4 separate regions of the Mus musculus genome follow, and regions 1, 3 and 4 are each linked to region 2. Evidence: chromatin loops called from intact Hi-C (ENCODE). Cell type or tissue: left cerebral cortex. All regions are shown on one strand.

Evidence for each region. A loop is a pair of places that touch in the nucleus more often than their neighbours do. Peaks named below come from ENCODE experiments on the same cell type or tissue, not always from the same donor. Only the 100,000 strongest peaks of a DNase experiment are listed, where the experiment ranks them.
Region 1: it touches region 2 in a loop (4-fold over the local background); 13 of 42 quality-filtered maps call a loop at or near these places.
Region 3: it touches region 2 in a loop (2.3-fold over the local background); 34 of 42 quality-filtered maps call a loop at or near these places.
Region 4: a loop joins it to region 2, with 3.0 times the contacts of the local background. A loop is called at or near these places in 34 of 42 quality-filtered maps.

Annotation. Positions count from the first base shown.
Region 1 is chr11:59,660,104-59,665,103 of GRCm38, reverse strand. It overlaps Mprip (myosin phosphatase Rho interacting protein), which reads right to left and starts at 2,597. Exons shown (of 24, transcript NM_001368931.1): 1 at 2,156-2,597. The coding sequence starts at 2,278. In left cerebral cortex, a CTCF peak has its summit at 4,299; DNase peaks (open chromatin) are centred at 30, 1,836, 2,117 and 2,739; H3K4me3 peaks cover 3,555 bases; H3K27ac peaks cover 3,213 bases.
Region 2 is chr11:59,730,284-59,735,283 of GRCm38, reverse strand. Mprip (myosin phosphatase Rho interacting protein) reads right to left here. Exons shown (of 24, transcript NM_001368931.1): 5 at 3,692-3,776. It overlaps 1700007J10Rik (RIKEN cDNA 1700007J10 gene), which reads left to right. Exons shown (of 6, transcript NR_045476.1): 3 at 1,068-1,489; 4 at 3,656-3,806. Among named protein-coding and RNA genes, the nearest start is that of 1700007J10Rik, 7.4 kb to the left of the region's middle. In left cerebral cortex, CTCF peaks have their summits at 1,497 (motif pointing left) and 2,651 (motif pointing right); DNase peaks (open chromatin) are centred at 850 and 2,474; H3K27ac peaks cover 2,242 bases.
Region 3 is chr11:59,630,663-59,635,662 of GRCm38, reverse strand. It overlaps Gm33998 (a long non-coding RNA gene), which reads left to right. Exons shown (of 3, transcript XR_388694.3): 3 at 1-621. Among named protein-coding and RNA genes, the nearest start is that of Gm33998, 10 kb to the left of the region's middle. In left cerebral cortex, a CTCF peak has its summit at 2,445 (motif pointing left); a DNase peak (open chromatin) is centred at 2,431.
Region 4 is chr11:59,622,492-59,627,491 of GRCm38, reverse strand. No RefSeq gene overlaps it. Among named protein-coding and RNA genes, the nearest start is that of Olfr225, 12 kb to the right of the region's middle. In left cerebral cortex, a CTCF peak has its summit at 3,070 (motif pointing left); a DNase peak (open chromatin) is centred at 3,054.

The sequences.
Region 1 (5,000 bases), 70 kb after region 2:
GACAGTCTAAAATAAGCTCTGGGCGGGAGGGGCAGCAGGAAGCAGGGGGTTGGGGGAGGCTGACAGGAACCAATTGGCTGAGGTTTTCTAATGGAGTCATAAGGAGAGCAAAAGGCTCTGCTCTGGGAGAAGCGGATACAGAGCAGGGACAAATGCTGTTGGCAAGAGCCTCCAGCCTCCCCGCTCTCCTTTCAAGAGCAGCTCCTTCCTGAAAGATCCCAGGAGCTAGAAGACTGGGCTAATCTCTCCCCACACAAATAACCCTACCCAGTATTTTAGGAACTACTGTTCCAGTGCCCTGGAGGTCTCAGGCCTGTTTCAAAGTGCAATCATTTTGAAAACAACAAACTTGAGAGTTTAATACTTTCAATTTGCTTCATCCCTTGAATTAAACTAATAATTGACAGATTTTTTTTTAACAGACTCAAACATTTAAATTCCTCTCATTCATTTAAGAATCAGAAAAACAGCCCGTGTGTAGCATAAATAACTAATTGCCAGTTTAGGCAGTTGCTTCAAATAACCTGGAAACTTACAAACCTCCCTCAAAACAGCCTTTGGCAAGGCCAGAAACTTCTTAAATCAAAGTTGACTGTTCTATGGGTGGTTTTTCAGTTTGTTAAACTATAAGGGGGAAAGCTCAATAAAACATATTTCTTGTTTTTCATATCACCACTACCAGTTTACTGATACGGAAATTAAAACAGAGGTAAAGGCCTCATTCAAGGTCAGACCTCAGAAAGTCACAAGCAGTAACCGCATATCCCATATACTGCTTCCCTGAACAGGATCCAAATGAGAAGAGGAAATCACATTTCTCTCTCTTCAAGAGTCCTACCCTTCCCAAATAGACAGGTCTCTAAGGCCCTTGGCATTCTCACAAATCAATGACTGAGACTTGGAGAGTCTGGTTAAGCTTCCTGATTGCTTCCTGGCTATTGGAAATCTGACCTCAGAGAAAGAGGCCATAACCCCTGCCCTACTACTCCACTCTAGTTTGCCCCATAAAACAAGTCAAACCTTGCTTGCCTGCCTGCTTGCCCATAAAGGCTTTAAAAACAGCCAAACCAGGGCACTTCAAAGCAATGTTTTCAGTCTAAACAGCTCTTTCCAAAAGGAGTGGCTACAACTAGGTGGCACTGGCTGGACCGTGTGGGGAACTCCACTGAAGTCAGCAAGCAGGGGGCAAAGGAAGTGGGCGAGGGGAAAGGGGAGCAGGATATATAGTGCTTTCCCAAAGTGCTGCAAACAAGGCCAGGAATCCTCAACACCAGAAACGGGAGAGCAACCAGTTCCCAAGGGCCAGTTGCCCAAATTGGAGACCTTGTACCAACACAAATTCCCAATCTCCTACACTGCTCCGGGGTTGGAGGTCTTTGGCAATCTAGGACAATGTTTTCCATGACTGTGACTTGGAGGTCTGGAACTCTGTTTTCCATGACTGTGACTTTGACACGGGTTAGGAAGAGCGTCTAACCTGGTCCAAAATCCTGACTAACAAATTAAGGGCAGACAGAGGGGGAAACCAACTTTCCCCAGAATGTACAGGTCTTCTTGGTCTCCTGGGCCAGAAAGCAAAACCAAGAAGGGAAGCCCCTACCCCTCGACAAAAGCTATTCCTACCTTCAGTTCAAGAGCAAGACCCACCCATCTGAAGAGAAACACCTCATCTCTCTTCAGACCCTGACGGTGACAGTGACTTAGAAGGAGAGCAGGCTCTATTCCACAAGATGGAAACTGGTGACCCACGCAAACATGCCAATTCCTGGGACAGTTTGGTGGCCAAGTCTGCGTCCAGTCCCAAGACAAGTCGCGAGGGGGGCGAGGGGGGGGGTAGTACTGACAAGTGGCAAGCAAGCCCCACTTTGTTCCTATCCAGGGAAACCAGACATTTTTTTGAGTCACCCAACAAGCATGAATCACACGGCAGAGCTATGGGAACGGGAAAGGATGTTATTTTTCGGCATTCTTGAGGATTTTCCCTTTGTCCCAGCTCTATCGATACTCTTCCCGCCCCCATTCCAACCCCATCCCCCAACTCTCACGCATTTTTTTTCCCTGCTCCATTTTTATTCTCTCTTGGCCTTCGCAGGCTCTGCGCTCCCCGGCACGACTCGCAGGCAGGACTCTCAGCTCCGCACCCGCGGCAGCTCACCTGCGTCAGGTCCTCGTCGTTGAGCAGATGCGACTCGCGGGGCTTGAAGCAGTTCTGACACTTGCTCTTGTTGAAGATGTTGGCCTGAAATTTCCTGCACGGGTTTTCCTTGGCCGCCGACATGTCGGCTAGGCGGCCGCGGAGCGGGCCGCCACGGCCCAGCGCTCTCCCGGGGGTCGGGGACTCAGCGCGGCCGCCGCCGCATTTTGCGCTGGCCGCCGCAGGCCCGGAAAGGCCTCCCCTCTCGCGCCGCGCCCCGCCTGCTCGCCGCGGCCTCAGAGCGCGCGCGCCGCCTCGCGCCCCGCCCCGCCGCCCGGCCGCTGTGGGCCCATGGACGGACGCGGCCTCCGGCCGCTGGCTCCACCGCGGCCGCCCCCAAGGCGCCGGCCGGCAAGTCCAGCCGTCGCGCTCACCCGGCGCCCGCCGCCACCGCGAACGAACCGAGCTGGGCGCCGCGCGCACTCGGGGAGGGGCGGGGTGGGGCGGGGCACCGCAACCGGCAGCCCCGCGAGCCAATGGCACCCGCACGCTCCTGCTAACAAAGAAACCCGTCGACCAATGGATGACGGGGGCGGGACCGGGAGCAGCGGGCGCAAGGTAACTTGTCCAGGCTGGGAAGGTGGAGGCGCTGGGATGGAACTTTCAGGTTTGGTGGACTGGCGCCGCCGCCCGCGGCCTGACAGCTGCGGCGTTGGGCTGGGCTGCTCCCGGAAGGACGCCGGAGATCTCCGCGGTCTCCCTGCGGGCCCCTGTCTTTCTCGTAGTCTCTTCGCTGCGGCCTTCTGCCTCGTCTAGCCTGCGCCCCTACTGTGTGCTAGGTCTGTGGTCGACCCAGATGCCACCATAAAGACTAGAAATTGTTTCAAGTGCTTCCCGTGTTTTAGATCATTAAAGTTCCATAACCTTCCCGTGACCATTCCGGTTTTACGTAAGGAAACTGAGGCGCGCGGAGCAGTTAAGTAATAAGACGTAGTGTTTCCGAGGTGACTAGAAGATGTCAGCAGCCGTGAGGAGTTGTCAATTCTATTATGGGAGCCCAATTCTGCTAGAGTTACGTACGCACTCTTACCTCCGTTTTGTGCTTGAGGAGACAAAAGCTCAGACACTGCGAATAGCTTGTGCAAGGTCACTCTGCAAGAAGGGCCTGAACTATATACTACAGGCCACTCTTGTCCAGACTCCCAGGCAAAAGGCCACTTGGAAAGGAAACGACAGAGGAGTCCAGAATGGGCGGAGGGGAGGGGGATGGAGGGGGACAACCCCTGCTCCTTAGGAGGCAAATTGTTCCCAGCAGCAGTGAAATGGATCTAAGCAGAGAGCATGCAGAACTGTTCCCAAGGTATGCAGGTGTAAGTGTGGGGAGGAGGAACAAGAAAGGAGTATGTGGTCCCAGAACTCTGAAAGTAGATCTAGGAGGGTGGAGAGTTTAAGGCCAGTCTGGACCGTAATGAGACCTTTATAAGGAGGCTAAGGAGGAGAGGAAAGGGAAAGAGTGAGGGAGGCAAGACAGAAAGGAGGAATCACTTTGACCTGAGATTCCAGGCTCAGCTGGCTGGCAGTTCCAGAAGTCAGCCTGTGTTTTTTAACAGGCTGAACTAACTCATTCTTCACAATGGAGGTGATATTGGAGCAGGTGGTGGCACTGAGAGCAGCTGCGCTCAGGTCACAAGGAGGCTTTAGGAGAGAAATGCCTTCAGAGTTGCGTACTTTTCCACTGGTCATCTGGTGACTACCCCGGGGAGGTGCATTTCCATTTTGAGAAAGAAATGCTCTCCTGCACAAGGAATCAGGAATGAAGGAGCCCAGATCAAAGTGTGCCTGCAGCCTGAGGGGAAAGCCCAGCTCTGATCCAGCTGTGGGCAGGTCTTTTGCCCTCACTGGCACCTCACTGACCACATGGACAAAACTGACATGAATGTAAGGTGTTGCAAGCATTAGGTGATAATCATCTTTGCAAAATACTTCACATAATGTGGCCAATTGTTAATTGGTGAATTTTGGGAAAGGGTGTTTACTGGACTATCCTTGCGACCTTGTTGATTTAAATTTTTTTCCAGAATAAAGACGGGGAAGGGGTAAAGGGAGACTGACGGTTCTTGTCTGCACCGAATACTCGGAAAGTGATACCAGTGGTGGCCTCTGGGGAGAAGAACTGGGTTATTGGGAGGTGACCTACTTTTAAATTTTCAATATAAAACCTTTTTGTTCCTTTCGGGTTTTGTTTTATGAGCATGTACAAGCTGTTTAAAAGAAAGACTTAGAGCCAGCAAGATTGCAAGGCGCGTAAAGGCCTTTGGTACCACACCTGATGAGTTGAGATGAGTCCCCTGAAGCCACATGGTGGAAGGACAGCACAAACTCCTGAAAGTTGTCCTCAGACCTCCAGATGAGTAGTACAGTGTGTGCTACAGTGTGTGCGTATGTGCGCGCGCGCACGCGCACACACACACACGAAATACATTTAAAATCTAATTACAAGTTTTCAAAAAATATATATTTTAAAGTTCTACCCGTTTCTTGGGGCCAATCAAGGCTACCCTATTAAGAAAATGCCCAGCATACGTTGTCCAGGCCAGCCACATACCACTGGTGTCACAGCTGTGGGTATGAGGAAGAGTGATTCAGGGATCCTGAGGCTGGTAGCCTGACAAGAGCTCGACCTCAAGCAAATGAAAACTGATAAAAACAAGAGGCAAACAGAAACCTTCCACTGGAAAGTCGCAGGGCCCTGCCTAGGAAACCCCTGACTCCATAGTAGACTGAGCGCGGGGGCTTCTGGAAAAGGCAGGACCCTGGACAGTCCAAAACTGAGGAAGACTCTGCCTGGAGAAGGAGGAGGAGAGAT
Region 2 (5,000 bases):
GATGATTTGTGGAGGTGGGGCCCTTAGGATTTTGTTAAGTCTTGAAAATGGACCCCTCAAGGGCTGGAGAGATGGCTCAGTGGTTAAGAGCACAGACTGCTCTTCTGAAGGTCTTGAATTCAAATCTCAGCAACCACATGGTGGCTCACAACCATCTGAAATGAGATCTGACTTCTGGAGTGTCTGAAGACAGCTACAGTGTACTCACATATAATAAATAAATAAATCTTTAAAAATAGTAATAATAATGATAGTGATAATAAATAATAATAATAATGAAGGAGGAGGAGGAGGAAAGCAGAAGAAGAAGAGGAGGAGGAGGAGGAGGGGGGGGGAGGAGAAGGAGGAAGAGGAGGGAGGAGGAAGGAGAAGGAGGAGGAGGAAGGAGGAGGAGGAGGAGGTGGTGGAGGTGGTGGAGCCCTCACAAATGAAATTAGTGACCTGTGAAAGAGGCCAGGAGATCTACTTTGTGGAAGTGGGCCCACATCTGCTGCTTCTTTAACCTTGAACTTCCCAGTTCCCAGATCTGAGAAAATCCCAATGTCTATTGTTTGAGCACCTCACTCTGAGACACACAGCATCTCACTGAAACCTGCACACCCACACCTGTCACATGAACACCTTGTTCTCAAGCACAAGTTGTTCTTTATTGGTAGCCCAAGTCACTTCCCAGTTTTCCCAGGGCACAAAAGTGGCACGGCCCTGAACAGAACTCAGCAGACATACAAATCCAGTTTCTGAGTAAACAGAGAATTGGACTCTTTAGATGTTGAACCCAGATAAAGACAGGATGGCAATCCCAGCTGCCCAGTAGTACCCACTCACATTCTGTGCCCAACCAATCTCCAGAGAGGGCTGCCAAGAGGGTGGTTTTAGCTGATTACTATCTTGCCACAAAGACAGAGAGGATGATAAATATCCACATCCCACTCCCATGTGGTCTCAAACCAAATAATCGGGGCTGACCCACACCGCTGACCCCAAAGGAGCTTGTTCTCTCTTCTGTCTTCTGGAGGACAGGTAAACAAATCCCCATTCTTGGGCTAGATTCTTTTTCTTCTGAGCAGGTGGATGAAAGATCTAGTTTGGTGGATGTGGCCACAAAGAGGTGCAGACTGCACAGAGCCAGCCTGGGTCAGCAAAGGGTATGGAAGCCCAGGTTCATTGCGCCCTATTCCTGAGGAGCCAGCTATGTTCATGCTGTCAGACTGTGATGGACCCTGGCACTGAGAAGGGCTTCCAGAACCAAGGAAAAGGGAGTCCGCACCCTCTCTTCAGCGTGCCATTCTCTATTTCTCTGGCATGAAAATGGAGAAGGGGCCATAGTGAGAAAGAAGTCTTGAAGTAGAGGGCACCATCATGAATCCGGCTGGCGAGATGGCTCAGAGGTTAAGAGCACTGACTGCTCTTCCGAAGGTCCTGACTTCAAACCCCAGCAACCACATGGTGGCTCACAACCATCTGTAATGAGATCTGACGCCCTCTTCTGGTGAGTCTGAAGGCAGCTACAGTGTACTTATTTGTAATAATAAATAAATCTTTGGGCCAGAGAGAGCTGAGTTGATCAGAGTGAGCAGAAGTCCTGAAAAATTCAATTCCCAACAACAACAAGAAGGCTCGCAACCATCTGTACAGCTACAGTGTACTCATATACATAAAATAAATAAATCTTTAAAAAAAACTTTTAAAAAATCATGAATCCTAGAAATGAACAGGGAACCTCACCCACGTCTCTGCCAAGGGCCTCGAGCCTGTGGGACTGGCAGAGAAAAAAGCCACCCTCCTAAGTCCCATATGAGTAACAGACTCTTGGGAGAGCTAGGAAACTTGCTCTCACTCTGCCTTGGGGGACTCTTGTTTCCTTCTACTCTAAGCCTTCTTTTCAAGGACCTATATGTCTGGTGAACATCACCTCTATCATCTAAGTTTCTTTAGGTTCAACCTGAAGAATTTAGCTTGGGCCCAGCAGAAACCAAGCTTCTGGTCCTGAGTGGTTTAACCTGAAACTCTTCTAGGCTTTGTGCAGAGATATGGGAGAGAGATGGAAACTGAGCTTCGGGCTCACCTGCCACATAAATGGCTCTGATAGCAGGTTGCTTAAGTGTGTGTGGGTGTACCCAGAGACTTCAATCTAAATCTCTTTCCTGAGACTCACCAGAGGTTAGCTGTGGGGAAGGGGAGAGGCATGCCATAACACTGGCAGAGGAGGCTAGGAACTCTGTGCCCTAGTTCTGAGGCATATCCTCAGGGAAGGGGTGATTCCTGTTCTGGGATCATAGGGCTCTTTCTACTGGCCCAGAAAGTTGGAGCCTGGCCACAGGGCAGCTTCATTTGGAAGAGACAAAGTTGTGGGGGAGGGGATACACCCAAATTTCTAGCCTGACCCAGGCTGTCTCTGGTACATAGAGAGTTACCATATTTGGAGGCAGAAGCTCTATGCTGCAATGCTTCCAAGGCATCACCATGGAAACAAGGCGTAACCCTAACCACTGTTACTCAGCCAGGACTTTTCTCTCAAACCAGGCAGCTTGGGAGATTTTGAGCATTAACTGCTGCTCCCAAGCAAAAGGCTCTACTTTCAGTTTCTGGGAAACTGACTACATTTTTAAATTTCTTTGATTGCATGTTTTAAATGACTCCAGTTGGGGGCACTGTTATCTGGGGAAGGCTGGCTTGGGTGCCCTCTGGGGCTTCTTGGGTAAGGATGAGATGCAGGATGGATGCTGGTCACCAGACACAGACCTGGGCTACATCCTACTAGTAGGATTAACTGTCCACAGTAGTCTAGAGTTGTGGAGATCCAGGTCAGCAGCCTCTGGCTGTCTTTCTTTTGCAGCCCAAGAAGCTAGAGAAGCTAGAAAGACTGCTTGGCTCAGGGACGCAGGCTCCTATCTTGGGCTGCCTCTCTGCTTCCACAAGACTCTGGGTTTGTGAGGCTCATAAGACCACATTCAAGAATGAATTTTGTTCATTCTTAGGACTGACTTGATTTGTCCAACGTAGGTAAAAATCCTGATGAAAGCAACATTTGGTACAGAGGGGAAAAGATGAACCTTAAGTACCTACAACCACCCTAGCAAAAGGCCCTTGCTGGAAATTCAGAATGGTGACTTCACCCTTCCAGAGCCTAAGGGTGTGGTGAACACAGCAAGAATAGGGGCAGCGCACTTCCTGCCATGAGCCCAGGATACTGGCTAGGAGGAGGGAGGGAATGAGGATGAGAGGGATACAGGGAGGCAGAGAAGGAGGAAGGGAGGGAAGGACTGGACCTGGTTCGTCTGCCCCAGCCACCTACCTAGCTCTGGTCACACAGGGACTAGTCAGGGCAGGGACCTACCAGGTTTCCCTTTCCCTGTTGCTCAGGGTTACTTCTTTCCTCTGGAAGTGGCAGAAGAGTGCACCATTCTTCCGTTCCCAGAAGTAGATGGGATGGATGCCAGGGGAAGGGACACAGGCTAAGCTGCTATTGCTCACTATTTGCCTGCTGGTTCAAACCCTCCTGAAGACAGCCCAGGGCACTCTAGCAGGCTAGTCTGCTCAGTGACCTAAATATGGCTCCTAGGGTACAGGCAGGAGGGAGGAAGAGGCATGCAAAGTGTGACCACCTCAGCCCTGGCCAGATCTTCTCCACCCTCTTGCCCTCACTTCTTCCCAGGCCCAGTTCCACTAGGGGACACGTCGCCCAGCCTACCTGTGGGGTAGGTGGCTCTACTTTCCGTTTCTTCTTCTGGTTCTGCTTGTTGGTTCGAGGATACACCATGAGCATCTCTAACCACCTGGGAAGACAGGATGAGAAATAGTACCAGGTAAATCCCTGCCTTTCAGGACCTATGACTCCACGCCTTGCTGGGTTGGCAAAGACCTCAGGCTCTTAGGTACTCTTTTTGGAGATACCTATCCAGTGGTCAGACACTGAGCAAGGTGGGTGTTACTCCAGATCAGAGTGCAGTAGCTGTTGAGACTGTGTCATTTCACAAGTCAGGAAAAGCACTGGCTGTATCAGGACAAGGAGAGACAATGACGCTTCCCTGGCCACTATGGACTCAGAGCAAGATGACTTCTCTGTTCTAACAAAGGCATCCTGGGACACAGGGAGAGCACTGTGCCATTACTGGTCTAGTCTCAACTTAAAAACTGCCCACCCAGATTTGGATTTAGTGATTGCACAACCAGGCAATGACTGGCGGCCAATTAGGGCTACTGGGGCAGACACTGGCTGAAAGGTAAAAAATTTGGAGTTCTATCAGCAAAGTTCTCATGGTGGCTCACCTCAGGAGTAAGAGGCTAATAAATCAGACCACCACTTACAGAGGAAAAATGCCACACACACCAGGTTTAAACAAAGCTACACAGTTGCAAAGGATCCTTCACTAGACCCAGCATTCTAGAAAGCCATTCTGGGCCAGCAACAGAAAGCATGGAGCTGGTAGCTAGGGAAAGATCTATAGACAAAAGGTTAAGACCCCAGATCTGGCACTGCCACTCTATGTAACCATATCCTAGGGAGACCAGTGGCTAAATGAGAGCAGGTCCAGAATTTCAGAAGGACAGAGGGACTGTAACACAGAAGAAGGCTTGCTTTTGAAACCTGGCCTCAGCTAATGCCAAGTGGGGTACAACAGCCAGCCTTCCTTCCAGACAAGCAATAACTTCTGGAACCACAAGAGAGACAGGGCTCTAAACTTCACAGAACACCAGGCCCCAGGCTGGGTCCAGGCCTAGAGTAGTGATGGTGCTGGCCACATCCACATACCTATCAGTACCCCTGGGGCAAGAGAAGGGCTCCTTAAGGTGCCTCTATAATTTGGGTTTGCTGCAGGATGGGGAGAGAAACATTGCATTGCTTTTTGGAGCAGTCTTGGGAGCTGGGAGCTAGGGAAGCCAAGTTTAAGTGTAGGAACCATAGCTGCTGAACAAAGGGCTGCTCACCTCAGCTCAACCCATGCCCAGGGACCTACAAGTTCCCTCCGAGTCTTAGGGGTGCTTGTAGGTCACCTCTC
Region 3 (5,000 bases), 100 kb after region 2:
TACGTTATGGCCCTGGCTCTCAGCCTGACTCTACAAAAGGGTACAGCCAGCCCACATCTGAACCTAGGAACCACAGCCCCTCATCTAGTGGTGGTGCAGCCTCGGGCTGGAGGTGACAGAACATGGGTAAGCAGTTGAGGTCAGGCTTTGGCCTCCACTTGCCCAGACTTGTTAGTGAGAACTCCAAGGACTGTCTAGTTTCAGTGTAGGAACACCCACAGTGGTTAAACAAGCCAGCCGGGGAGCAGGAGGAAGGAGCTGAGATCAGAGCAAGGAGTCCGCCCCAAGTCATGCCAAACAGCCTGGGAGCAGGGTACACGCAGAGATAGATGGACAGTGGACGTAGCTCAGCCCCGTTTGTTCTGCCTCTCACGCTTTAATGCTACAAAGTCTTACCATCATCAGCTCATGTCTGGAGTCAGAGAGACCTGGAGGTAGGGAGTGACCAAACACTGCAGTCCTTAAGTGTTTGGGGGACTGGTTGGAGGGCCTATGCAGACGCTCAAACTTACAGACGCTCAAGGCCCGATGCACATGCTCTCCCGGACTTCAAAGTTTGCCTAGATTGCACATAGCACCCAGCACAATGTAATCGTGCAAATCGCTATATTATTTAGGATGTAATGACATAAAAAAAAAGTCTGTTATATTTCACACAGACATGGTTTGAGGAGAATTTTTCCTCTTTTTCTCCCTCCTCTCACCCCCTTTCCTTCCTGTTTATAGATACAATGCATCATGTATTCAGGCTAGCCTGGAGCTCACATGTGGCAGAGAATGAATAGCCTCCCCACCCCACCCCAGCCCCTACACGCCCTGTCAATCGCCCCTCCCCCCAAGCTCCTGATTTTCTTGCCTCATGAACACTGGGTCATAGGTATCTATCATCATGCAGTTTTGATCACTAGTACTAGAGATGGAGCCCAGGACTTCATCCATGCTGGGGCAAGCACTCTGCCAAATGAGCTGTGTCCTCAGACTCTTTTTGCCTTTTTTTGAGACAGGGTCTAACACTGTAGCCCAAGGTAGCCTTGAATTCAGCTCCAACTCGCTGTGAATTCATGGTGATCCTTTGACTATTTATTCTTCGGCACTATCTTCCCTGACCACCTGCCCCTCTGTTCTTGGCTCAAGCTGCTGCTCTTCCTATCCCTTCCTCTGAATGGCCGGAAGCTCTACACATAGACAGTGGACCCCGTGTGTCCCCTGTCCTCAGCCCTATCCTGATATGCTACATCAGGCTGTTCAGGATCCACACATGAATGCTGAAATCCTGCTTGGCATCTTACAAAGGCTAAGGACTTCATCCCTCCCTGGGTGTGGCCTAGGGCAGACCTGGAGGGAGCCCTGTATATTAAGGCATCTGGGACTGGGAAAGCCACTGCAGCGCTTGACTGATACTGCCTGCCCCTAAGTGAGGATTGTGATCCCGGAGGCTCTGCACTGGCTGGACAGGTTTCCCAACTGGCTTGGCAGGGTTTCTGGGAGAGCACTCAATCTCTATGACAGAGTAGTCCATCACTTGTGGGCTGCCTAGCATGTAAGGCTTTGAGGATCCACGTTAGGGCTCCCTGGCTGTCTCTAGGAGGACTATAACCCAATTCCTCTGGCCATTTATGCAGCCATTTCTTCCACATACTAGCAAAGGGCTCTTGCTTGGGGTCCCAGGCTTATGTAAGTTTTGTGTAAGTTGCTGGTGTCTGGTAGCCAAGAGAGACTACAGATTAGAATAGGGTGCACCTGGTTTCTTGGTAGGACTTGTCCCTACAGCAGTTTCCCCAGCATAAGCCTAAGACCTAAGTGCAGGTGGCTCCTGTGAGATCCAGACACTGACAGGGTGACCAGGAGGCAAGAACACCACAGTCCAGGAGCCAGCCAATGACTACAGGGCCTTCTGGGGACCTTTCTTCTGGGTCTTTTTCTGTTAGCATTCTCCATCCTGAGCCCTTCCTGTACAGTCATGTGTGCGTATGTGTGCGTGTGTGCACGTATGTGTGTGTGCTTGTGTGTATATGTGTGTATGTGTGTATGTGCATCTCTGTGTGGGGGTGTGTATCCCATGATGAGGGAATCTTGCTGAAAGACAGTGTGAGCCCTTCCCAGCTCCCAGCCCATTTGCATCCTTTGCATGTTTATTCGTCACCTCCCCATTTCTTTGGTAAAACAGCACAACCCAAAGCAACTTCAGGGAAGGAAGCGTTTATATGTGCTTATGGTTACAGAAAGATAAAAGTCCATCTCGACAGGGAAACATGGCAGCAAATGGCAGGCATAGTGACAGGAGCAAGAAACTGAGAGCTCACATCTCAACCAGGAGAGTAAAGCAGAGAATGTGAAACTGGAAGCTGCTCAAGGCTTTTAATCCCAAAGCCCACGCCCAGTGACACACTTCTCCAGCAACGCTGTACCACATAAACCTCCCCAAACAGCGCCACCAACTGGAGACTAGGTGAACAGCACCACCAACTGGAGACTAGGTGTTCAAAGGCTGAGACGATGGGGGAATTTCTCTTTCAAATCACCACACAGTGTCCAGGGCAGACTTGCCAGGGTCCAATACCCCTGACTTTGGAGGGTCTCATGAGAACAATAGAGACCCACTATCCACACCTCAGAGTCACTGAAAAACTATGCAGTCATGCCACCTTCCAATCAGTGGCGATGAGGCAAAGACAGAGTAGAGGAGGCTGCAATACCCAAGTCTGGGCTGACTAAGAGGGATTATTCATCATAATGACCTGGTAATCAGGGGACCCAGGTTATCTATCAGGTGGAGTACCCACTTAGAGGAAGAAAATCACATCATTCAGACCCAACTCCTAAAATCCTTAATGTGGTGAAATACAGACATCATGTTTTCTTTCACTACTGAAACCAGTTCTGGGAATTTTAGCCAGGACAAAGCAGGCAGGAAATGGGAAGACAAAAAGGAAGAAGCAAAGAACCATTGGCTGGAAAGGATGGATCTGGACATGAGACTGAGGTAGCAGAAGTAATATGCAAAGTTATTATCCCTCCCTTTGCCTCCATTGTTAAATCACTCAGCACAAAACACAAATTTCTTCCTCCTCCTCCTCTTCTTTGTTCGCATCCTCTCCCTCCTCTTCTCCCTCCTCCCCATCTTCTTCATCTTCTTCCTCCTCTTCTTTTTTTTTTTTCATTTTGTTTTTTCGAGACAGGGTTTCTCTGTGTAGCTCTGGCTGTCCTGGAGCTCACTATGTAGACCTGGCTGGCCCTGAACTCAGAGATCCTCCTGCCTCTGCCTCCCTAGTGCTGGGACTTGGTTTGTGCCACCACTGCCTGATTCAAAATTTCTTGACTATGTAAAGTATTTCTATAGGTCGATAAAGCAAGAGGGTAAAGAAAAAATGAGAATACAAAACAGGCAATTCCCAGAACAAGAAACACAAATGGCTCTTGGATGAAGGAGAAGCACTTAGTCATGTATCATTGGAGAAGTGTAAATCCAAACCAAGAACTATCTGATTGGCAATGACCCAGAATGGTGATAACACTGTTGGCGTGGGCATGTGAGTTGGTATAGACATAATTTTTTTTAACGCACATGCCTTCTCATCTAGAAAGCATTTATCCCACATAGACACTTTGTGTATTGCCTGTGACAAGCTAGCATGTGAATATTTATCAAAGAATGTTTTTTCTTTCAAGACCGGGAACAAAACCCCACCAAATAGAGGCAGGTAATATACATGATAATGTATCCAGGGATGAATGCTGCATAAAAGCCAGATAGAAAGATGCCGATTTATAAGCTGAGGCCTGAAATTGCCTAGATACACTATGAAGTGGAAAGGACAGAAGATTAACTACACGTGTGTGTTGCTTGAAGCCTCAGTGTCTTGTCTCTTTGTTGGGACCATTCCTGTCTGTCTTGTGGCTACTCTCCTTGCATGCTGATGGCCTAAATAATACACGTTTGTTTCCACTCTGCACACCAGTGACTCTTTCCAGGACAGTCACAGTCCTCCTAAGACCTTGTCAATTTTACCTACAAGGCTGAGAAGTGCCACCATCTTCCAGAGAGACCAGGAGGAGAGAGAATGGAAACTGTAGCTCAGGCTAGGATCCTGCCATGGGACCTGCCTTGTGGGGCTGCCCCAGAGAGCAATTGAGCCTATGTTCTGCAGAACTTTGCTTTGTGTGGCCCCTCTCGCATTGGCTATCTGTTCTTTTGCCCATTCCCTTGGGCACACATCCTTAATGAGTTGTTGCCATTCAAACCTCTTATAATTTCAAGAGAGACCCAACATCTGCTTTCCTCAGCATGGAGCCCAACAAATTCATTGGCCCAATTGGTGTCATGGAAAAAAGCAAGAGCCCCTCTCTAAACACAACCGCAGAGAAGAAGAGGAAAGGAAATGGGCTGTGTCTCTTCTCATCTCTGTTGCTCACAATCTGCAAGCAGGCTGTGAGTGCGGACACGAGGTAGCACAGGTATCACATATGTGAGGGAACAGAGGCTCTGTGGGCGTCACTTAGAAGTGGCGAGTGATTTCATCACCAGAGAGAGACCAGCTCAGTGTCAAACCCATAATCACAGAAGAGGAAAGCTCCGTGAATGGAGAAAATGCCACCTTCAGGGCAGGCCAGGGTCACTTACTTTTCTAGAAGATTTCCATTTGCTGTCATCTCTTTGTACTCCACATCTACTTCCAGATGAATCCTGGGACGAGATGGGAAGGGACCTGTTTCTGGCTTTGCGTCTATGTCACCTCAGTGTTCTTTCCCACTTACTCTGTGTGATGGATTGTCAACTTAACTACATCTGGATTGACTAAAACCTCCAAATGGAGGGGCACGCCTTTGAGGAATTTTTGCTTAATTTGAAGTCGGAAGACCACTTCTAATCTGGGCCACATCTTCTGCTGGAAGCCATATAAGGTTGTGGAAGAGGGAAGCTTTTGTTCTTGCCCTGCTTGCTCTCACCCTCACTAGCAAGTCCATTCCTTCACTGGCATTAGAGCCTACTTCTTTAGGAT
Region 4 (5,000 bases), 110 kb after region 2:
GTAATAAACCTATGGTGGCAAGGATGGTTGTATTGGTCTGCACCAAACACAGATGTGTGTAACAGAAGTGATAAAAATATTATTAGAAATCAGGGCATATGAACATATTGTTCTAACAGTGCACCCTGATATTGACGAACAAGCTCAGAGGTAGAGCGATTCTAACTGATATTCTAGAATCCATGAGACCAAGTGTTCACAAGCTCATTCAAGCACATTGTAGACAAATACACTGCTACAGAAACACACACAAATGTAAACGTCTAGCAGGACTCAGGGGTGCTGGACATCCACACTCCTGGAATTATGACACGGGAGATCCGAGGTTGTACCACCACATCACTGCGTGTGAATGTGCTAGCAGAGCAGCTCGTTATCCATTTGTACAAAAAATTACACATTTGGATGTTTGCAAAAACCAATGTCCCAAAGCTGCAGCATAAACAGATGTGCTTACAGCAAAGCAAACAGGGGTGTTTTACAGCTCTAAACATGCCTGAAGAAGAACAGCAGGACATACATTATTAGGACCGCAGCAGAGCATCCTGATGAACCTGTAAACAGGAAAAAAAGTTAAAGGTGAGAATGGCTGTACTAGTCACACAGCATGCATGGAGACAGAGATGACAAAGGGTTTATTAGAAAGTGGTGCACATAGTTTTTTACAGCGGTGCATCTGGACATTGAAGAAGTCATTCAGAGGTAGAACAATCCAAGCTGCTATGCTATGATCCATGAGACCAAGTGTTTACAACCACATTTGAGCACATTGGAGAGCAGCTATACATCAATATACTGTCACAGTGAAATTATCCAGGCGAGATAATTATTGACAACCATGCCGATTAAACTAATTAAAAGTTTGGAGTTCTTTTTATTAATGGCGAGATCAAGAGTGACCTGTGCCGCTGTGAAGTCTCTTGGTGCCCCAGTCAGGTGTATGGCATTTAAAAAGAAAGGCACAGTTACATCAGTGTCTGACGTGGAAGTTACACTAGTAAGGGATTTGGAGTGGCCTAGAAACATCTTTCTTTACAATGCTCAGCTGTATATTCCAGACACTACATAATATGTTTGGACCATGGTCAAGTTCATAGACTGTTCCAAAAAGCGTTGCCAAGGCTGTTGGAGGATGGACGGCGAAGCATCTAGACAGACACAAAATAAAGTTGGCACGTGATGGGTTTCCGTAGTCATTTTATCCCTTACACCCCCTCCCTTTCTGTTACTTTCAAGTCTTAGACCTTGGCTAAGGGATAAATACTGGGTCCTGAGGATCATTAGTTTAACCAAGGCAATTTGTCTGATGAACTTTAAAAGTCATTTGACTATGCAAGGCAAGTCTTATAAAAAGGAAGTGGAAGGGGCCATTCAGGCCAACGAGGAAGGTTGTAAGCCATGGATTTTAATAAAATATTTTATGATACCAGGAATTATGTTGTCTTGTTTGTTTGTTTATTTGAGACAGGGTCTCACTTGCCTCTGTTTGTCCTGGAACTAACTCTGTAGACCAGGCTAGCTTGAACTCACGGAGATCTGCCTGCCTCTGTCTCTTGAGTGCTGGGACTAAAGGCATGAACCCAGCTGTACTGTTTCTTATCTAAATGATCTTTCATTTTTCATGAAGTTTATTTTTAATAATAATAAATATATAATGTTTTCTAATCATGTAGGATTTTAGAAGGCAATCTCTCTAATTCTGTCAGAAGGTAACTTTTAGCCTTGATTGCGGGAAGGTTTAAGAGTTTTGTGTCTGGTGGCACACACCTTTAGTTCCACCATTCAGGAGAAGCAGGTGGATCTCTGTGAGTTTGAGGACAGCCTGGTCTACAGAGTGAGTTCCAGGACAGCTAGAGCTACACAGAGAAACCCTGTCTCAAAAAAAAAAAAAGCAAAAACAAAAAACAAAACAAAACAAAACAAAAAGTTTTATGAGATCAGTTTTAAACATATGCTATTTGGCTCCAGTGTACTTTGTCTCTGTCAGGATTTTCCCAGTGCGGAATGAGGCAAGAGTAAAGGATTAAGCAGACAGTCTAGCCAGACTCAGAGGGCATATATAACCAAACAGGAGTATAGGTTGTGAAAGCCTTAGCTTGAGTGCATCTGGTCCAGGTAAGCTGGTTTCCATTTCTGCTCCTGGTTGGAACAGGCTTGTCATGGAAGTGATGAGTCCATGCAGGCATCCTTCAGGCGGGAGTCAGGTTTCTATTTCTGAAACTTCTTGATGTACACTTGGTCCCCAGGTCAGAATAAATGACAAGGCACCAAGAAAGGAACTGGATAGGTGTCTCGAACCCTAGAATAGATTGCAGTCTGGACCTGTTGGAGAGACTGGAGATTCTTCAGAAGAGACCAGTTAATAATGTCTGCAGCAATAGTCTCTTAAACAGGGTGGAAAAGGGGGGTGGCTTTCAAACATAATCTCATAGAGGAGGAATCCTGCCTTCTGAGGGGTTATATCTTGCTCTAGGAAAGGCCACGGGTAGAAAGTTGGGCCAACTTTCACTGGTTTTAAAGGCTAATTTAGAGAGGGTGGGATTGAGAATCTAGTTTATGTCTCTGACTTGTCCATAGCTCTGAGGTCTGCAGCTTTCAGGTTTTATATATACATATTTTGTTTTGTTTTGTTTTTTGAGACAGGGTTTCTCTGGCTGTCCTGGAACTCACTCTGCAGACCAGGCTGGCCTCAAACTCAGAAATCCACCTGCCTCTGCCTCCCAAGTGCTGGAATTAAAGGCATATGCCACCATGCCTGGCTAAAAATAAGTGTTTTTAAAAGAATATTTACCAATAACGATAATATGCTTTATATAATGACAAAAAGTCTATGGGATTCCATAATACCACAGCACATTTTAAAAATTCTATGGATAATCTGAACAACACTGTATCTTCTAAGGAAGTGGAACTGTGCTTTTAAAAAGCATTCAGCTAAGCTTATAGCTTTAAGAAAACAAAAACGGAAGCTGGAGAGATGGCTTGGCAGTTAAGCACACTGGCTGCTTTACCAGAGCTCATATAGTGGCTCAAAAGTACGGTTCCAGGGGATCTGATGCCCTCTTCTGGCCTTCACAGGCAATGGGCGTGCACATGGTACAGTTACAGACATGCAAAGCAAACACTCATACACATAAAAAAATGTTCCTTTACTCGGTATCCCTATCTGTGTCCCCTCCCACAGTTCCTCCCTTATCCCCATCCCCTTCTCCTGTGAGAGGGTGTAGGTCCCCCGAGTATTCTTGTCCAGCCTTGGCATATCATGTCTCTGTGGGGCTAGGCACATCCCCTCCTAGTGAGACCAGACAAGACAGATGGAAGAACATAGTCCACAAACAGGCAGCAGCTTTTGGGATAGCCCTGCTCCAGTTGTTCAGGACCCACATGAAGACCAGGCTACACATCTGCTACAGATGTGGGGGTGGGGTGGAGCTCTAGGTCCAGCCGGTGTATGCTCTTTGGTTGGTAGTTCAGTTTCTGAGAGCTCCAAGGGTCCAGGTTAGTTGACTCTTTTGGCTTTCCTGTGGAGTTCCTATCCCCTTTTGGTCCTTCAGCCCTTCCCCCAACTCTTCCAATAAGAGTCCCCAAGCTCCATCCTCTGTTTGGCTGTGGGTCTCTGCATTTGTCTGAGTCAGCTGCTGGGGGACTTATTTCCATTCATTCTCATGGCCATCTGGCCATCTCTTCTGTCCCTCCCCACTCCTGATCCTGAACCCCCCACACTCCCCTCTCCCACCCTGTTCCTTCCCTCCATCTGCCTCCTATGGCTATTGTATTCCCCCTTCTAAGCCTCTAAGAGGACAGCCACGCTAGACTCCTGTCTGCAAGCATAGCAGAGTATCATTAACAGTGTCAGGGATTGTTGCTTGCCCATGGCATGGTTCTCTAGTTGGACCTGCTATTGCTAGGCTGTTTCCCCAGTCTCTGCTCCTTCCCCATCCCTGCATTTCTTGTAGATAGGATAAATTTGGGGCTGGATGTTTTGTGGGTGGGTTGGTGTCCCAATCGATCCACTGGAGTTCCTGCCTAGCCTTTTCAGGTTCCATATCCCCAATGCTGTGAGTCACAGCTAAGGTCGCCCCCTCCCATTGATTCTTGATTATCTCTCCTACCCCAGGTCTCTGGCAAATTCTTGAGATCCACCCCCACCTTCCCACCCCCATCAGTTGCAGATTTCCATTCCTTTTCTTTTCTTTTTTCTTTTTTTGGTTTTTCGAGACAGGTTTCTCTGTATAGCTCTGGCTGTCCTGGAACTCGCTCTGTAGAGCAAGCTGCCTTGAACTCAGAAATCCACCTGCCTCTGCCTCCCAAGTGCTGGGATTGAAGGCATGTACCACCACTGCCCCGCTCTCCATTCATTTTCATGGCCATCTGGCCATCTATCTTGCCCCTCCCCGCATCTGATCCTGAATGACCCCCCCCCTTTCCCCTCCACATCTCCTCTCCCACCCTTTTCTCCCTCCATCTCTCCCTCCTCCTATGACTATTTTATGCCCTCTTCTAAGTGAGATTCAAGTATCCTTGTTTGGGCCTTCCTTCTTGTTTAGCTTCTTTGAGTCTGTGGAGTGTAACATGGGTCTCCGGTATTTTATGGCTAATATCCACTTATAAGTAAGTATATACCATGCATGTTCTTTTGGGTATGGATTACCTCACTCAGGATGATATTCTCAAGTTCCACCCATTTGCCTGCAAAATTCATGATGTCTTAGTTTTTAATAGTTGAATATACTCCATTGTGTAGATACATCACATTTTCTTTATACATTCTTCAGTTGAGGGGCATCTAGGTTGTATCTAGTTTCTGGTTATTATGAATAAATCTGCTATGAACATGTTTGAGCAGATGTCGTTGTGAGATGGTAGAGCATCTTTTGGGTATACACCCAGGAGTGGTATAGCTGAGTCTTGAGGTAGAACTACTCCCAGTTTTCTGAGAAAATGCCGTATTGATCTACAAAGTTGTTGTACAAGTTTGCACTCCAACCAGCAATGGAGGA